2 separate regions of the Homo sapiens genome follow, and region 2 is linked to region 1. Evidence: chromatin loops called from intact Hi-C (ENCODE). Cell type or tissue: PC-3. All regions are shown on one strand. Each heading gives the region's core, and the rest is flanking DNA. Links, peaks and the distances in the headings are about the cores only. Region 1 has its middle 590 kb from the start of ANKRD30A. Region 2 has its middle 570 kb from the start of LINC02630.

The links. A loop is a pair of places that touch in the nucleus more often than their neighbours do. Peaks named below come from ENCODE experiments on the same cell type or tissue, not always from the same donor. Only the 100,000 strongest peaks of a DNase experiment are listed, where the experiment ranks them.
Region 2: a loop joins it to region 1, with 4 times the contacts of the local background. A loop is called at or near these places in 2 of 110 quality-filtered maps.

What each region holds. Positions count from the first base shown.
Region 1 is chr10:36,532,397-36,537,786 of GRCh38, forward strand. No RefSeq gene overlaps it. Among named protein-coding and RNA genes, the nearest start is that of ANKRD30A, 590 kb to the right of the region's middle. In PC-3, for the core only: no CTCF peak of the experiment used is centred there; a DNase peak (open chromatin) is centred at 2,425; H3K27ac peaks cover 4,278 bases.
Region 2 is chr10:36,463,233-36,468,622 of GRCh38, forward strand. No RefSeq gene overlaps it. Among named protein-coding and RNA genes, the nearest start is that of LINC02630, 570 kb to the left of the region's middle. In PC-3, for the core only: a CTCF peak has its summit at 2,442; a DNase peak (open chromatin) is centred at 2,519; H3K27ac peaks cover 2,218 bases.

The DNA of each region.
Region 1 (5,390 bases), core at 162-5,161:
CAGGCGTGGTGGCAGGCGCCTGTAGTCCCAGCTACTCGGGAGACTGAGGTGGGAGAATGGCGTGAACCCGGGAGGTGGAGCTTGCAGTGAGCTGAGATCGTGCCGCTGCACTCCAGCCTGGGCAACAGAGAGAGACTCCATCTCAAAAAAAAAAAAAAAAAAAATTACTCATGTTTAGCTAGTAAAAAGTAAAAAATTGTATATATAAGGATTTTATTTTTATGCCACTGATTATGATGTACATATAAAGTCTATCATGGGCCAGGCGTGGTGGCTCATGCCTGTAATCCTAGCACTTTGGGAGGCCAAGGCCAGTGGATCATCTGAGGTCGGGAGTTCGAGACCAACCTGGCTAACATGGCAAAACCCAGTCTCTGCTAAAAATACAAAAATTAGCCAGCCATAGTGGCTCACACCTGTAATCCCAGCCACTTGGGAGGCTGAAGGATGAGAATCACTTGAACCCGGGAGGCAGAGGTTGCAGTGAGCCAAGATCATGCCATTGCACTCCAGCCTGGGCAACAGAGTGAGACTCTGTCTCAAACAAACAAACAAAAAAGGCCAGGTGTGGTGGCTCACACCTATAATCCCAGCACTTTGGGAGGTCAAGGCAGGTGGATCATGAGGTCAGGAGTTCGAGACCAACCTGACCAACATGGTGAAACCCTGTCTCTACTAAAAATACAAAAATTAGCCAGACGTGGTGGTGCACACCTGTAGTCCCAGCTACCCGGGAGGCTGAGGCAGGATAATTACTTGAACCCCAGGGGGGTGGAGGTTGCAGTGAGCCAAGATCACACCATGGCATTCCAGCCTGGGCGACACAGCGAGACTCTGTCTCAAAAAAAAATAGTCTGTTGTGACATGGGGAACCATATAAATGGTGACAACGTTGTCATCTCATGTTAAGATCTATGAGAGGTTTGCTATACCCAGAAACATTTAGTAACATGTACACCCAATACATTAATTTACTGTATATTTTGAACCTAAGGGAAACATAGCCGTAACTGCTCCCTCAATGGGGTCAGATGCAGATTTCACTGTTCTGCTTGGCCGTGGTGGGGATCCCCTTCATTCTTCACATTTTTAGGTCCTTCTTTCTTAACAAGCACTTAAGGAAAAATAATAACCTTCAATAGGCAGAGAAGAACTGTTTTGTGGTCAAGGACATTTATGTCTTAAGTCCCTGCTTAACATCATTAATCAAATTCTCAAGGTTTATTTATGAGAAACCAGAGAATGTCAAGGGTCCAAGACTGAATCTTGATTTTTCTATTCCAAGCACCAGTTTCCTCATGAAGACTATAGTCAAAAATAAAATCTGTCTACTTGATGGTTGAATTTATTTCTGCCTAATCACCTATTCAAACACACCAACTGAGGATCTAAAATATTTGTGTGTGTGTGTGTGTGTGTGTGTGTGTGTGTCTGTAATTTTCAGTAGTCTAGAGCAACAGACCTCCATTACTTTAGCCTTCTAAACACACATTTTACTCCCTGCGAATGACTTAGTAATGGAATTGTCTGATTTAGCTGGAAACTTGGCTTTTCTCTATTCATATGCGACTTAGTGTTCCAGCAATTCTCGTTTATAACATGTTAAAACTACTGGGCAAACTTTACATGCAATGGAAAAAATTTCACGTACATCTGTGAGCCCATATACTGAGGCGGGAGGCGTGCAGATGGAGAGGTATGGAGGAAAATGTTAATTTCCATTTTTCTCTCTGGGGATGCAAGCATTTAGCCTACAGCACTGGGAGCCTCATAAGTTATTACGCTGCATGTGAGACTATTGTCCTCTTCGAAACAGTAGAGTGTCTGAGAAAGCATTAAATGCTAAAAGCAAGAGAAACTGCTTTAAAGTTATGAAATTTTAATGAGACATTTGCTGAGGCAAATGTCTGAAGAGGGTAAAAATTTTAACATTCACAGAGCTAAGAATATAATTCAGATGTTTTGGTGATAGCTGGCACAAAGAAAATAGAAACAACTTGTATCATTGACCAGCAACTGCTCGCTGGGGTGTGATTGAACTTCTTGTTGCTAAAAAATCTAATGTGAGTATGAAAGACAACTTAGTATGTTTTCCTTGATCCAGAAACATCACCATGTGGACTCAATTATATCTGTTGTGACGGGATAGGTTCTCAAAGTCCCAGTGGCCTCCAAGTGTGCTTGCTCTAAGCCGATTATCTCTGAGGTCATGGGACAGAATGGTGCCCAGACCCAAGTAAGATGCTCAAGTCACATGGCTTGCTAAATCATACAGCAAGATGCAAGGAGAAAGAGAGGAAGTAGGTTCACAAACTTAGGAAAGGGAGCTAGCAAAATGAGAAGACCATGACACCTGAATCCGGTGTTACACAACCTTCACATATCCTGTTTCTCTGACACATAACCCTGCCCTGCGGTGGTGTGGTTTCAAGGTCCAGAGCGCAGGGTGAGCAAGGGGCTTAGTAAGTGCCCTGAAGCTAGCACTCACTTCCTCCCACAGAGAGGCACATGTTCAGGGACTCCTGGCCAGCAGCTGGGGCTCACTGGAAACTGCTGAGATGCTCTGGGATTTGTCTGCATATCCTAGGTAGGAGACATATGGGGCCAGAATGGAGGTAACCAAAAATTGAGGAAGATCTAGTGCCCCATAACTACTTAATGCTTCCTTAGGCCTTTTCTCCCTTCCTATCCATGTTCAACACACTTAGGCTGAACTTACTTTTCTGAGTCTAATGATTCTCACAAGCTACTGACTATTCTGTAGTCAGCTTTATGCCCTTAATTTGTATCTCTGTGTTCTATAAAAGAATTCAATAATCTCAAATGATGTAACAATTACACTTTTTTAGGTTAAGATGTCAAAATGAATAAATCATAAAGTAAAAATGTGGATATTTCCTTTTATCATGCAAAGCTTACTACAGGAGTTTTCGCAGGTTCTTGTAGCTTTCTTGTACCTCCCAGGATTCTCCTTTGCAGCTTTTTCCCATCACAGGAGTTGTATAGCCAGGGGCTAGAAGTATAATGAGCAGCTCCCGAGATATCATAATATTTCTCTTCTGTCTGCTCTCCTCCTCCTCTTTCTTTCCAGCATCCTCTCCTCCTCTTTCTTCTCATTTTCCTTCTCCACTTTCTTTTCCTTCCTTTCCTTCCTTCTGGTTAATCCTGATTTGGAAATTTTGGGTTATATACTTGCAAATCATTTACCCATTAATCTTTTATCCAACTGTAATATATCTTACTTTATGTGAATAATAGTGAGTAGAAACTCACCAGGTACTAAACTAATTAAAGTTTTTCCCATGAATTGAGAAGCAGCTGAAATATTGACTGCAGAACACTGCTTTAATTATGGTTCCTGCCCTCTAGCATTAGGTAAGTGTTATTGAGAGTCTGTTCATTCTATTTTTGACAGGTTCAAACTTATGCAACGCTAGCTGAGGATAAAATGTACATCAAGAAAGTAAGACATGCCAAAATATGCTTAGTTTATGTTTTTATTTTATTTTTTGAGACAGAGTCTCACTCTGTCGCCCAGGCTGGAGTGCAGTGGCATGATCTCAGCTCATTGCAATCTCCACCTCCCAGGTTCATGTGATTCTCCTGCCTCAGCCTCCCGAGTAGTTGGGATTACGGGCGTGTGCCACCACACCCAGCTTTTTTTTTTTTTTTCAATATTTTTAGTAGAGACAGGGTTTCATCATGTTGGCCAGGATGGTCTCAATCTCCTGACCTTGTGATCCCCATGCCTCGGCCTCCCAAAGTGCTGGGATTACAGGTATGAGCCACCACACCTGGCTGGTTAGTTTATTAAAAGAATAAATTGAAAAAGAAGTCAAAAATATATATTCTGGGCACAATGAATTCTAGATCTATATTAACATGATCAGACAGGTTAGTTAAAATGACAGGGAAGACCAAAACATATTTGTAGGAATATGTGCTTCTCTGCCTCTTACATAGATACAGTGATTTCTCTATTAGATGTGCTAGGCTAAGGAGTATAAAAATATAAATACCATGTAGAAGTTGCAATTTATATTTTAAAAAGAGTGCTCCTCTTCTTCTCCTTTCTTTTTTTTCTTTCATTGTCTTTCTTTTTTTGTCCTATGTTTTATATTTACCCTGAACTAAAGAATGAAAGTGACATTATTACTTGGAGTCTTTTGTATTTCTCCTTTAATTTAATCTAATTTAATTTAAAATATATAATTGACAAATAAATATTGCACAAGACCTCCTTTAATTTTAAATACCCAAATATTTAAAAATGTAAGTATGAATATTTAAATGAAAAACATTTAAATTTTAACACTTAATTGAAATATTTAAAACATATTTTGAAGAGATATATGTAAGTAACAGGATCACCAACGACAGAGGAATCTGGAAAGAACTTGCATATATACAGGATAAGTATGTAAACTGTGCAATAACTTCAGCTGACTTGGAGGGTACAGCTTATTTTTATTTTTATTTTTTTGAGACAGGATATCACTTTGTCACCCAGGCTGGTGTGCATTGGTGCAATCTCTCCTCACTGCAGCCAATCTTCCCACCTCAGCTTCCCACATAGCTGGGATTACAGGCATGCGCCACCATGCCTGGCTAACTTTTGTATTTTTTGTAGAGACGGGTTCTCAATGTGTTGCCCAGGCTGGTCTTGAACTCCTGAGCTCAAGCGATCCACCTGCCTTGGCCTCCCAAAGTGCTCAGATCACAGGCATGAGCCACCATGTACGGCTGAGGGTATAACTTTTAAATACTAGTAAAACAGCCAAGATTACCTTCTCTTTTTAGATATTCTTTTTAAAATAATCATATTAGACATAAGAAAATCTGGAATTCCAGCTCCGTCAATCATTCACTAAAAACTGAGACCTTACTGTATGCCTACAAGTAAATGAATTAATTTCTCAGGGGTGAGTTGTGGGATTTTTCTCTTAAATACACATTACACGTATTTGAAAATACATTTTCAAGTATAATTAGCTCGTTTTAAATTGGCTTCTATTGGAAAAGATGATTTTTTTTTTTTGAGACGGAGCCTCGCTCTGTTGCCCAGGCTGGAGTGCAATGGCGCAAGCTCCGCCTCCTGGGTTCAAGCAATTCTCCTGCCTCACCCTCCGGAGTAGCTGGGATTACAGATGCCCGCCACCACACACGGCTAATTTTTTGTATTTTTAGTAGAGACAGGGTTTCACCGTGTTAACCAGGATGGTCTTGATCTCCTGACCTCGTGATCTGCCTGCCTAGGTCTCCCAAAGTGCTGGGATTACAGGTGTAATCTACCGCGCCTGGTTGATCTTTGTTTTTTAAAACAGAGATCATACCTCAGCCAATGAAACATCACACTTCTCAAAACTGTTTTAGTTGAGATATTAAACATG
Region 2 (5,390 bases), core at 293-5,292, 69 kb before region 1:
TTTGTAGAGATCTCCAGGGAGACACTAGAATATATCAAGCTCTGGGACCCGGCTACCTGGTACATATGGTGGCTCTGCTATTTTCTTCCTATGTGGCCATGGGTAGCCTCCTTAATCTCTTTGTGCATCCATTCCCTCATCTGCAAAATGGGAATAATAATCATACCTTCTATGTAGGCTTGTGATGAGAATTAAGTGAGTCCATGTAAAACACTATAAAAAGTTCCTGGAATACAGTAAACATCCAAATGTTTGCTCTTATGAATATTACTGGTTGTAAAGGCCAGGGACCAGTACCTGTCTGTGGTTTGTTAGGAACCGGGCCACACAGTAGGAGGTGAGCAGCAAGCCATGGAGCAATGCTTCATCTGTTATTTATAGCTGCTCCCTGTCACTTGCATTACTTCCTGAGCTCTGCCTCCTGTCAAATCAGCAGCAGCATTAGATTCTCATAGGAGCACCAATCTTATTGTGAACTGTGCATGCGAGGGATCTAGGTTGCATGCTCCTTATGAGAATCTAATGCCAGATGATCTGTTACTATCTCCCATCACCCCCAGATGGGACCATCTAATTACTGGAAAACAAGCTCAGGGCTCCCATTGATTCTACTTTATGATGAGTTTTATAATTACTTAATTACATATTACAGTGTAATAATAATAGAAATAAAGTGCATAATAAATGTAATGTGCTTGAATCATCCTGACCCCGCCCTCCACTCCTGGATGGAGAAACTGTCTTCCACAAAATCAGTACCTGATGCCAAAAAGGTTGGGGACTGATGTTGTAGCGCATTGAGTAGAATATTAGAGAAATTTTACCATAGCTTAATCATTCAATTTTGATCTTTACAAACCAATGCATCCATGGGAGAAATTCATCATCAGATTTTGAAATAGACACTTATTTTGTTATAGCCAAATCCCTTAAACATAATACTGGGTAAAGGATGTAATCAAAACAAGCAGTTCACGTGGATTGAGAAAGTCTTTTGTCATCATCTCCTTGGCTACTGGTTTTGTCCTATTTAATATTTATTTCAACACCACGTTTAAAATATGAAGATGTTAAGAGTCAATTTTTAATATCAGCAATCTTATTGGATCCTTTCTTAATGGTAATACATTGACACTGCTTGGTTTAGTGCCCTCTTTGTTTACAATTGCAGTTGATCTCCTCAGATTCCTTAAGGCAATCCTGAATAGCAAGACTGCCTCACAGAAAAATGTGTGTAGTTGGTAAAGTTGAGAATAGGCAGCTTGCCACCTCTTATTTTCAGTCATACATACAAATGCAAAAGTCATATTTCAACATGCTCTTCCTGCTCTATGCCCTCACTATTGGGGCTTCATTTTGCTCTGTTTATAGAAATGGTTTTATATTCTTCGTTTAGTAAATTACATCAAGTTCTAGAAATTTAGGATTGTCAAGTGTTTATTACTTCAAGCTGTCTCTGTACTGCAAAATCCACTGTATGTTGATAGCTAATGATTTGCAAAGCATCGTGATTGTTCATAGTTACATGCACCCACTGCAAAATCCCAAAATTAGCAACAACATGTTGTTTAAATGTGTCTTTGGAAGAAGAAAACATGGAACATTGGAAGTCACTGTGTATATACACATGGCTGGTGAGAAGATGAAAGTGCACACTGGAAATCCCTGAAAGCTTTGCTAAGTTATAGCTGGCAGACTTGGCAACATTTTGCATTTTTAGGAATTAGATTTTGATACTTTTTTGTGTGAAAGCAGTAGGATCTGAATTGCTCCTGTATCATCCGTGAAGGGAGCTCTCTGTTATCTCAGCTGAATTTTCGGCAACCACAGTTTTGAAAGAACTAATGTTCTGAACAGTTCTTAAGAGATCCATGAAATTATTCTTCCATTTTCCCTCTTGTCTGTAATCTTAGAGAAAGATATATGTAAATTAATGTGAAATGCATCAAGGATAACAAGTTGAAATTGAGTCATACTTTCACCTGCCTGTGACATTTCAGGAGGTAATCACAATTCATCATGGTCACGTAAGGGGTTATCAAAATATGCAAGTTTAAATGGGGCAGAGGATTGAATGTGGGCAAGGTGTATTATGCAACTCAACAAATAAGCAATTTCAACAATTCTGAAAACTAGCTGAAGTATGAAATAACTTTGAGATTAAAAATGAACAAATTCTGACTAGTGTAAAACAGAAAAACAACCAAAGGCAAATAGCTTACTTTGAAACAATCCCAGGTGGGTTTAGTATAATTTTGCCTGGCAGAAGGAACAGTGTCAGTGATTCCCAAGGTCTCTTTGAACCTCCCTGTTTGATCACTCTGATTTTCTTCTTTCAAGGGCATCACATGTATTTTGAATGCCATGTCTGTGTGATGCACCTTCCATGTATGCATTCACTTCTTTTCTTTCTCTGGATGCAGCTCAGTTACACAGGGAGCAATGCCCTCTGGAGCTGGCATGCTGCTTGCTGTTTCTTCAAGTCCATAGTTAATGAGGATGTTTGGAAAAGTACTGAGGTTGGTAAAGTCACAGCCAAGGGAAGGGGACCAGAGTAAGCGTGTTTGTTTTTGAACTAAGCAGCATTATGTTTCTGTAATAGTCCTAACTCACAGATTAGTGCCATAATGCAGTAACATTTATTTTTAAATTTTATGGATGCATTTATATCCTTTTTCCTGATACTCATTCCTCAGGCAAATTTTAAAAAACTGATTAAAACATTACTCATACATTCTTTCTTGATGTTTGTGCACATTTTTTAAATCAAATTTTGAAAAATTGAACATTGCCATTTAAGTAAAATTGACATAAATATTATACATAAAAGTTGTCAGAGAGCAGTTTCTCTAATTAATTTTTGTTAACTTTTCTAAATGTATTTATCCAAGAAAGTTGAGAAAAGTAAAAATTATTGTCCTTCTTTAAAGAATTTGTCGGTGTTTTACCTAGCAATCACGTGACTTTTGAAACATTAAAACAAACAATAACTTGATATAATTAGTAAAAGGTAAAAACTTAGATTAGATACTTCTATTGCCTACATGTATAAAATGGACACAATACTTCCACTCCTGCCAGTCTATCTCCTGGCAATGTTTACTAAATGAAATAATGAACTTACAAATTACTTTGAGATGTAGTAAGACCATTCAGATATAAGATAACATGTATATTATTTTTTTCTAAAATTTACCTTTTTGTAAACTGTATCTCCTGAAGAAATGCACAGGAAAGTGAAAACACCATGGATTTTGAATTCAGCTCCATTATTCAGTGGCCTGGAAAATGATTTTGAAGTCATTTTATGTTTCTGATCTTTGTTTCCCCAGATGTAAAAGTTGAATGATAATTGCTTATGAAATTTTCTGTGACCACTATCAGACAGTATCAGTAACAGAATCAATATATATCAATTTTCATCATTCTTCCATTTCAATAAGGTCTAAGAAAGGTAGGTTACTATATTTAGTGTATTGATATTTTAGAAACATATAGTGATAGTTTCTGAAGCAATAATATTCATTGGAGAAATAAAGCTGATAATTTGTCTCACTCATCTTTGTTTGGTGCATAATAAACACTGTAAATAGTCAGTGATCCAAAGAGCAAATGCTTAAAGTGGCCAAGATATATGTATTTTTAAAAACTTTCTGGTGCAAAAAGTGCATATACAAAATATAATATTGTACCATAAAACAGACCCAAAACAAATTGATTACAAATATAATTAATTGTACGTTTTCTTTTCACTTTGAATTTATAAGGCCTTCGGGGAAGACCTGAATTTGTCAAAGAAATTTGTCAAAGAAAATTAACCTGAAGTATATTTCTTTTTGATGAGTTTTTAAATCATTCTTTTCAATGTAAGGGAAAGATGGCGGAATAAAAATGAATCTAAGACTCTACCTCCCTCCAAATCCAGTAGAATAAACCACTGCCATGACCACAAACAAAACCCATATCAAACAAACAAATAAGTGAACTTAAGGGCCAAGTGGGAAGGTTGGGAAAAATCAAGGATCAACTGGGAATAAGAAATCCTGCATGCCACCTGGGGATCTCTGCATCAGCAGGAAAACCTTCCAGGGCTTGCCATATGCTAGGCATATCAGATAGATTCAGGGCAATAAATTGCTTTACGTATTTTAAGGAGAAGATTTAATACAAGGAATATAACATTTTTGCAAGGGCTAGAATGGTAGGAGTCAGGTCTAATAATGGCTCTCTCTTGTGTAGAAACCACTGCTATAGCTTCAATCTAAGAACCTGGAAGGCACTACCACCGCTATCTCCTCTTCTACAACCAGCTCAATACCTCCTGACCGCACTTGTGACCAGAAAGTGGATCCACAAGGCTGCCTCCACAGCTCTTGTCCACACTCGTGTCCCTGGGACCTTGCTTGCCTGCAGAAACCTCAGCAGGATATGGGATTTCAGTTCAGAGATGAATTGCAGGTAGAGCATGAATGCATCTAATTTGCATCCATGACCCTGTCCACAAAGGAGTCTGGGAAATAGGCTTTTAGTTTTCCAGCCTCTACCATACCATAAGGCACACAAGAGGAGGCAGGAATGGATGTTGATGGCCCAGTGAACATATTCAGAGCTCCAAGGTAGGGTGGTAATTGGAAAATAAGCTGCAAATGACTGCAGTGTGATACTCCCTTGGTTCCATGGAGTGTCACTTGATGCAGGGCATTTGAAGAAATTTCCATAGAGAAAAAAAGAGTCAGCCTTCCTAGCAAGTTCTGCCTTCAGCCCCCCCAAACTCTTCATCCTGTGCACTTACACAAACCAGGTTATAAGAAATAGAGTTCAGGCCAGGAGCAGTGGCTCACGCCTGTAATCCTAGCACTTTGGGAGGCCGAGGCAGGCGGATCACGAAGTCAGGAGATCGAGACCATCCTGGCTAACACGGTGAAATCCCATCTCTACTAAAAATACAAAAAATTAGCTGGGCGTGGTGGCAGGCGCCTGTAGTCCCAGCTACTCGGGAGGCTGAGGCAGGAGAATGGCGAGAACCTGGGAGGCAGAGCTTGCAGTGAGCGGAGATCGCGCCACTGCACTCCAGCCAGGGTGACAGAGCTAGACTCTGTCTCAAAAAAAAAAAAAAAAGAAAAGAAATATAGTTCAATCCTATACACCAAGGCTACAGAAAATTCGGGGGAAAAGAGTCAGTAAGCAAATAGAAGATGAAAAACATACGCCTGAAATATTTATAACTAAATCATGTATTCACAAATGAAAATAGCTTCTTTTGCTGAAATGGTAACAGGGCAAATGCAATTTTAGTGGACTCAAGGAATTTAACTGCTGCCTAAGTATCTGGCATAGTACACAGGAGTGACTTTGGAATAAAGATTATATTTAATCTCCACTTTTAATCA